Regions from separate parts of the Homo sapiens genome. Here region 2 is linked to region 1. A link is a contact called in ENCODE Hi-C data. All regions are on one chromosome and are shown on one strand. The core of a region is the stretch at or near the end of the contact, and the rest is flanking DNA. Distances in the headings are between cores, read along the strand shown. Region 1 holds the start of C11orf58 (chromosome 11 open reading frame 58). Region 2 holds the start of USP47 (ubiquitin specific peptidase 47).

The links. A loop is a pair of places that touch in the nucleus more often than their neighbours do. Pooled maps may share reads with other maps.
Region 2: a loop to region 1 is called in a map of CD4-positive, alpha-beta T cell, with 12 times the contacts of the local background. The contact joins the promoter of USP47 here to the promoter of C11orf58 in region 1. A Hi-C loop is called at or near these places in 3 of 168 maps with a recorded cell type or tissue (CD4-positive, alpha-beta T cell, CD8-positive, alpha-beta T cell and naive thymus-derived CD4-positive, alpha-beta T cell) and 9 of 50 pooled maps.

Annotation. Positions count from the first base shown.
Region 1 is chr11:16,736,512-16,739,996 of GRCh38, reverse strand. It overlaps C11orf58 (chromosome 11 open reading frame 58), which reads right to left and starts at 1,350. Exons shown (of 5, transcript NM_014267.6): 1 at 1,156-1,350. The coding sequence starts at 1,218. It also overlaps a transcript of SOX6 not described here. RefSeq lists an enhancer at 847-1,476.
Region 2 is chr11:11,840,313-11,844,209 of GRCh38, reverse strand. It overlaps USP47 (ubiquitin specific peptidase 47), which reads right to left and starts at 2,238. Exons shown (of 28, transcript NM_001282659.2): 1 at 1,986-2,238. The coding sequence starts at 2,024. LOC107984311 (a long non-coding RNA gene) reads left to right here and starts at 2,369. Exons shown (of 4, transcript XR_001748134.3): 1 at 2,369-3,035. RefSeq lists enhancers at 1,995-2,134, 1,433-2,296, 2,345-2,514, 2,297-3,162.

The DNA.
Region 1 (3,485 bases), core at 101-2,600:
AGCTGAAGTCGATTCCTTTAAAGATCCTTAATATTCCGGTCCTCGCCCCACCTCCCATCAGAGGGGTAGGTCTTAACATTATCTCATTTGCTACAAAGTAGTATTCAGTGGGCTTTTAAAATTTTATGAAGAGCGTTGAAATGCACTATCGAAAAATTTAAAGCTCTATGTATTCAGAAATTGACAGTACTTTAAACAAAACCGAAAAAAAACCTAGATATCCCTTCATCTTCCTTAAAGATGACCTCTCCGCGCTCTCTCCAACAATTTTCCCCATCAACGTTGCCAAGACACTTATCCATTGTATGAAGGACCTAGTTTTACGTTTACTGGTTACCTACCGTTTCCATGACACTGGGCTAGGAGCTAGGACAAATATACAAAAAGGCCTAAAATAAGCATCATATTTCTCTCCGAATTCCCAACACCCGGCAGTGCAGTAAATATTTAACGGGTTACTTTAAGGGATAAACCGTTTGCTATTAAAACCTATGAGGTGAGGGCTGAGGAAGGGAACGGCATTTGATGGGGAGACGAGGTAAGAAGAACGAGGTATTAATATCCGACATCAAAATGGGCTTCTAGGTCTCAACGTCTTAGACCTCACCACCAGAGCCAGTACCAAATTACACCCGTGGCACAATTTTCGGCTCAATACTGTTCTCGGTTTACCCTTACTAGTGCAGCTAAAGTTAACTCTCAACAGCACATTGTAAAAATCATCCAGGCAGGAAAAATCTGTACAAACGTGCACGAACATTTCGACATTGTCACGGGAACATTTAGAACCCAAAACAGGGAGAGTCTTGCCGTCTCTATACTGAGTACAAAGGCCCGAGAAAGCACTCTCATCGGCCCCCCAAAACGCACGTACGAAATCCCTTGACTAAGCTCTTTCACTCCTCGACCCTCTCAGAATTTCCTTCCTCAATCCCCCTTCCTACGCAGGTCTCCGGCTCTCAGCGTGTGGGCCTCTTCAAACCTTCTGACCCTCATAAAGATTAAGGGAGGCATTTCCCACTCATTCTTCTGGTTTCTTCCCTGGGCTCTCCCGCTGCAGGCCACCTCAGGCGCGTCCTCCTCCAACCACCCTTCCCGGCCTACTCCAGGCTTTAGTAGGCCTCAACCCTCAGCCACTCCGCCATTATTATTTACATCGTCGTCTGGGGAGGCTGAACGCTTCACCCCATGCGGGTGAGACTCTCTGGCAGCACTCATCCTTGCGGGGATCCCGACGAAAAATGCCGAACCCTCTCGCCGCTCTTCCCAGCCGCAAAACCAGCAGCTTACAATCCGCCAAGGGCCCAAGCAGCGCCACTACAGAACGCAGAGCCCCTCCGGGCCTTCTCTGCCACAGTCGTCACCGTTGCGGCCCCTCGCCGCCCCGGGGCACTTTGGGAGTTGTAGTTTTCTGATTCATTGCATACTGGCCCGAATAAAAAAGATGTGTCCGTGACTAAAACTACAATTCCCAGGAAGCCCCGAGGCTCAATTCGCGCTGTGTGGCGGGAGTGCCCTCAGAGGCCCCGCCTTCGGCTGGTGGAGGAAGCGTTCCCGCGGATGTGTATGGCGGTGAGCGTTGGCCGAGAGCTTTGTCGCCACAGGAGGAGGCTTAGAGGGGTTTTTGCCTTTCACCGTGCAACGCTGCCCTACTGGCAAATGTATCATCGTAGCTAGGCACCTATGTTTAAATGTAATGTTTGAGGCTGACTGAATCCTCACGAATACCCTCCACCCAGGACAAAAACCTTAACCAAAAATGGCTTCTACCATTTCCACCCTGGTGTTCTCTATTGCGCGCAGGGGATTTCTAGGTGGTCGGTGATGCTGCTTTCTAAATGTTTTCATGAATATTTCGCTGTTTTCCCATACAGAAATGAGTTCAGTATGTTGTTAAATGTTGGCTAATTGGCGGTTGTTGAAAACGGGGATTTAGCTGAGGGAAATCTGTTAAGTTTTCATATGGCTTTGTGTGAGGTGGGAGTGCTCCTCACTGACCTCGCTGTGGATGTCTGGGCACCGTTACAGTAGGGGCCTTCACCAAGCAAAGTCCATCCCTGCCACAAAAGCCTCTATTTTTTTTCTTTTTTAAAAAAAGTAATTATTGAGGTTAAATTCACATATAAAATTAACCATTTTTTAAAAAGTGTACAATCCACTGTCACTTAGTACATTCACAATCGTGTGCAGCTGTCACCTCTGATTCCAAGAAGTTTCACCACTCCAAAAGGAACCCCAATGCCCGTTAGCAATCCCTCCCCATTTCTCGCCCTCTCTCCAGATTCAAGTGATCACTCCTCTACTCAAAAAGCCCTGCATTTAAAGCTATTTATTGTTCAGATACTGAAGACTATCTCCTACTTTATTAAGGTGTCTGAATTTGTAACCAGGTCTGAACTTAACTTTCTGTCAGAATCCTTGTCCTTAATAATTCTGAAGCTTTCTCACCTTGAATACAAATGTGATTTTTTTTTTTTTTAAGCAAAAATTAGGCCTGGCGCCATGGCTCAGGCCTGTAATCCCCAGCATTTTGGGAGGCTGAGGCGGGTGGATCACGAGGTCAGGAGTTCGAGACCAGCCTGATCAACATGGTGAAACCACGTCTCTACTAAAAATACAAAAATTAGCCTGGCATGATGGCACATGCCTCTAATCCCAGCTACTCGGGAGGCTGAGGCAGGAGAATCGCTTGAACCCGGGAGGCGGAGGTTTCAGCGACCCAAGATGGCGCCACTGCACTCCAGCCTGGGTGACAGAACGAGACTCGGTCTCTAAATAAATAAATAAATAAATAATAAGTGGTATGGATAATACATATCTGCTGTTTCAGAACTGAGAGCAGTCTGTGAAACAATGCTTAGCTATTAGCTTTTGAACTCAGCAATTGCTCTAGTTTCACTGCCTGTGTACAAATATTACTTACCTAGATTTCAGATCCTCACTGAACTGTGACCAGTGGAAGGTAGTTTTTAAATTTATGCAGTCATAGATTCAAATTCTCCCTTATTTTGGAAGCAGAAAAATAGCATAATAGTAAGTACTATAATAGAAAAAGAGATGTCAGGGTTACATTTTATAAGTATAACCAAACAAAGAACATCTTAATGGTTCTGTGGTAAGAATAAATCATAAAGGAGGAGGAGAGTAAACCCAAGAGAAAAAAAAGAAACATTGTTTTAGGAAGTGGTTGATTGCTTTTTGCTAGAATTAAAATATTTTCACTACTACATAATTCTACTTAGGTTCTATTAGTTACAATGAAATTACATTTAAGTTACAGAGTTTTGCAGTTTCGACTACAGTTCACCTCTAATGGGTTTGACAAATGGTGATTTAGAACTATTAGCTATATTACCAAAACAAATAAGATGGCTGAATAGGTACTTTAGACTGCTAAAAGATTTCTGAAATAAGAAAGGATTGTCAATAAGAATAGTAGTTACTATATAATTTTAATTTTACTAGTTGGTGAAAGTCCAGAAAAC
Region 2 (3,897 bases), core at 989-3,488, 4.9 Mb after region 1:
CTGCAGAGAATTCGAACAGCAGAAGAGGCAAGAAAAAAAAAGTCAAAGAATTTGGTCATTTAAGAGATAACTGGTGATTTTCAGAAAAAGTTTCCAGTAATCCAGAAGCAAATATGGAACTGGAGGCAATCACTTTAATAAAGAATGAGTGTGGCCATCAAAGAAGAAAAAGCTAGTTGGCTAGCTATAAAAGGTAAGAACCACAGATCATGCTTCCAGGAATCATGAAAGGAACCAGGGAAAAAGAAGACTGAAGATGAGACTAAGGAATAGACAATAAAGGCATATGGTCCATAAAAAGAAGAAAGGGAAAAAACATAAGTTGTGATGAATTTAAAGCCTCAGGGAAGGGAATTAATCTTAAAAGGACAGGCATTTAATCTTTAAACTTCCGTTGCTGTTATCACTTTTTACACAACAGATGTTTCTGCAAAGCTCGGTATCTATTATCATATCATGTTTTCTATAAATCAAGTTATTAGGGAAATAAATCTAATGTTGGGTTTTCTTAAAGCAGAGTTCCACCTATATGATATTTTTCTAATGGTCAAAAAATTAAGAAAGAATTTTGTTTTTTATAAAAATGAAAACCAGCAATATGAAGCTCTAAAATGAAATACACATTTATACCTTTCTTACAGCACCTATCACTTCCTTCCTTGCATAAGAATTACTTACGTGGTAAAGTACCTAGTCCCTAATTGGAGTTCAACAAACACTAGTGTTCCCTTTCTTAGTAGCTCAGAAAGTTCCCAAGGCAAGAATTCTGATTAACTCATCTGTTTATCTGCTTTGCACAGAGTTGGTGACGCTTGATGAACAAATACTGACACATAACTCTCTGCCTTTTACAAAAATCGTCCTTGCAAAACAACTATCACTGCCCTTCTGACAAAGCTGGGAAAATACTTGTATCATACAGGTACATAACTCCAATAATATCACCCTTGCATACTGTCAGAGCTTGCTTAAGTAACAAAGAATTGCTACAAAACAAGTAAAACAGGCACAAAAAAATTTAAGAATCTGTAATGATCACTCATTAATTTCAAGATCGCACACAGTTAATTTCAATCCAACACTTGTCTCTATTTAAGGTATATGAGAAATAAAAATCCAAAGCATTAGCCTGATGATCAGCCAGTTAAAAATACACATTTGAATACGCCGAAGATATTTATAAAGCCAACAGAGATACTATTAATACGTTGAAATTCGCTGGCCAGTGCTGGATTCTACCCTAAATCTTCTACTACTATTCAAGAGAAGCCAAGTAGTCAAGGCTTCTCGTATCACTTGCTTTTAAGAATTTAAGAAGTCACTCAAATTGGCATACACAACCCAACCTCAAAAAAAAAAAAAAAAAAAAAGAGTTCAGCTCTCCATGTGGTAATGTTCTCCTATCTCCTTCCTTTACATTAATGTCCCATGTACTACTTTTCCACGATCTTCGGTAGGCCCCATTTAGGCAGGCCAATAGTACTACCAAGTAACAGGAGTTGAAAAAAGTCGTAACAGTTAAGTCTGCCCTCCCACAGATCTCACTTGGGTGTAGATTTCACAAGCGCTGAAAGCTATACGCTGCCACTGTCAAACCCAGAAGCAGCACCGTCACCCTGCCGTGCCCATAGGCAACTGTTCCAGAATGTTTTCTTTGAAATGATCTCTCCCGGCTCCACACGTTAAACAAGAACTTAAAAGGCCACCTTCTCCCCTAGAGCAGAACCTGATTCTTTCCCGTCCGCTCCTTTATTCGTCCAGCCCCATAAAACCCGAGGCGGGAGGTCCGCTCCCCGGCCCCTAGAGCCAGCGGGTCTCCCAACTGCTCGCCGCACCCACCGTCCACCCCCGACTGCCTCACGCCTCCTCATTCCCCCACAGCCGAGCCTGCACCCCGGCCGGGCCCGCAGCCGAACCCCGGCCCGGGCCTGTGTTGCCTCGAGCGGCCGCAGGCCTAAGGCCTAACCTCCTCTGGGGCCCCTCACCTCTTTCGGGACCAGTTGGTTCTCCTCGCCGGGCACCATCGCTGACTCCGGCCGCTCCTCTCCGCCCTGCCGGGGGAGGGTGGAGGGTGGCGGCGGCTCGCTAGCTCAAGAGAGAATGGCAGCGGCAGTCATCCTCTCCGCCGCCTGCGCTCCAGCAATAGCGGAGGCCTCAGCCTGGGCCTCAGACACCAGCGCGCAGACACCGACCCAGGGCTCCGCCGCCGCCGCCGCCGCTACCACAGCCGCCTTCGTCGTCGGCCCCTCCCCCAGCCCGCTGCAATCAATGGAAAAATGGCGGCGGCCGCTCTCGCGAGAATTCGGCCCGTCGGGCTCCAAGCCCGGCGCCTGGCGTCGGAGGTGGCCGGCACTTGTCGCTAGCTTCTAGTCACCTCGGCTCTTCCTCAGCCCCGGGAGGTACAGAATTGGCGAGACAGCCATGCAAACGCTTTTCGTTAGAGGAGAGCTGGACGTTCCATCTCGGGACTCCCTCTGCCGGCCGGGGAAGGACCAGGCCCACTGTCCTCCCTGCCTTCTCGGGCTCTTCGGACTCTCTGCCCTGCAGGGAAAGACTCGAGCCGAAAGCCCCATCTCTGACCCTAGCAACTCATACCCTTCTGGCTTCCCTTTAGCAAAGCGCCTGGACGTCATCCCCTCTTCAGATACCCCAGGCCTCGTCCTGGTAGAGACACCACCGCGGGCCACCTCCCGGCCCCCGCCCTTAGACACGGCTCTGGCCCTTCCAGTCAGAATGGACAGCGTTTTATTTGCTCCCGTTCACTCTCCTGACGTTCTTTTCCCCTCTCCCCACCCTCCCTCTCAAGGGCCCCCAGCTGGAGGGACCTCAGGGGCCACCCCCTGCTTGGGGAGGCAGCCACCCCTTCCCTTATGAAGCGGTGTCCTCACCGCCCGCCCCCCGCAACTACATTGGAGAGGCGCTCCCCTGCCCTCTTCCAGGGAACTTCCTTCTCCATCAGGGCCAAGTCTGAGACTGAGCTAGCCTTCCAAGAGTAGAGCTGCAGTATGCTTCAACCTGTGATCTCCGTTAACAAGGTTTTTAGAGAATTTTAATCTTCTCTAGTAGTAAGCATGGTGCTTTGTGTTATACTAAACAAAGTTTGCAGAAGTCATTTCTCCAAATCCTGCTTCCATTATGGAGACTCGGCGGGGCTCCTTCATGAAGACTTTTATGGATACAGTGATCTTACAGCATGCTGAGATAATATAATCTTGTCATGTTCCTAACACCCACAGCATTAACTGCCTGCACTTGTGTTCTCCAAACTTTTTTTTATTGTAATCCCGTTACCAAAAAAAAATCCATATACTTATATAAGTTTTATACGTGTCCTGCTGTGTGCAGAATTATAAAACATTTGTAAAATGTAAAAAGGCTAAGACAAAGATGACATAAACATTTAAAATAACTTAGTTATTTTCCATATTAATGGTATAAAAATCTTTGTTATTCTCACTAAAAATATTTAAGGAAATCAATATGATTGACTAGGTTTCGTTAGTTTTAAAAATCTTTAATACTTCGTGAAATAGTTATTAAAATATCTGATTGAACGTCAGGTTATTTTTGTACTTGGTTTTAATGGCTGTCATAAGCTGAAAAAAAGGTAACTCACAAAGATGTAGATCCTAAAGGAGGAAGTACATCTTTGGCCACTCTTCCTAATGCATGTTTAGAACGATTTAAAAAAAAAAACTGATATGAAAAAAGTTTCATTTTTATCCATTCCATCCAACAACCATGCAAAGGTTTTTATTGAAATTCAGCTAGTAGTGTTCCATCTTTCCTGATGTCAACCAGAAGATGTTGCATTTTTATATTTTTACAAATGGGTTCAAAGCTCTTTGGAATAAATTGCTTAGAAGATTTTTAAGAAGTTGAAAATTTCTATCTTCA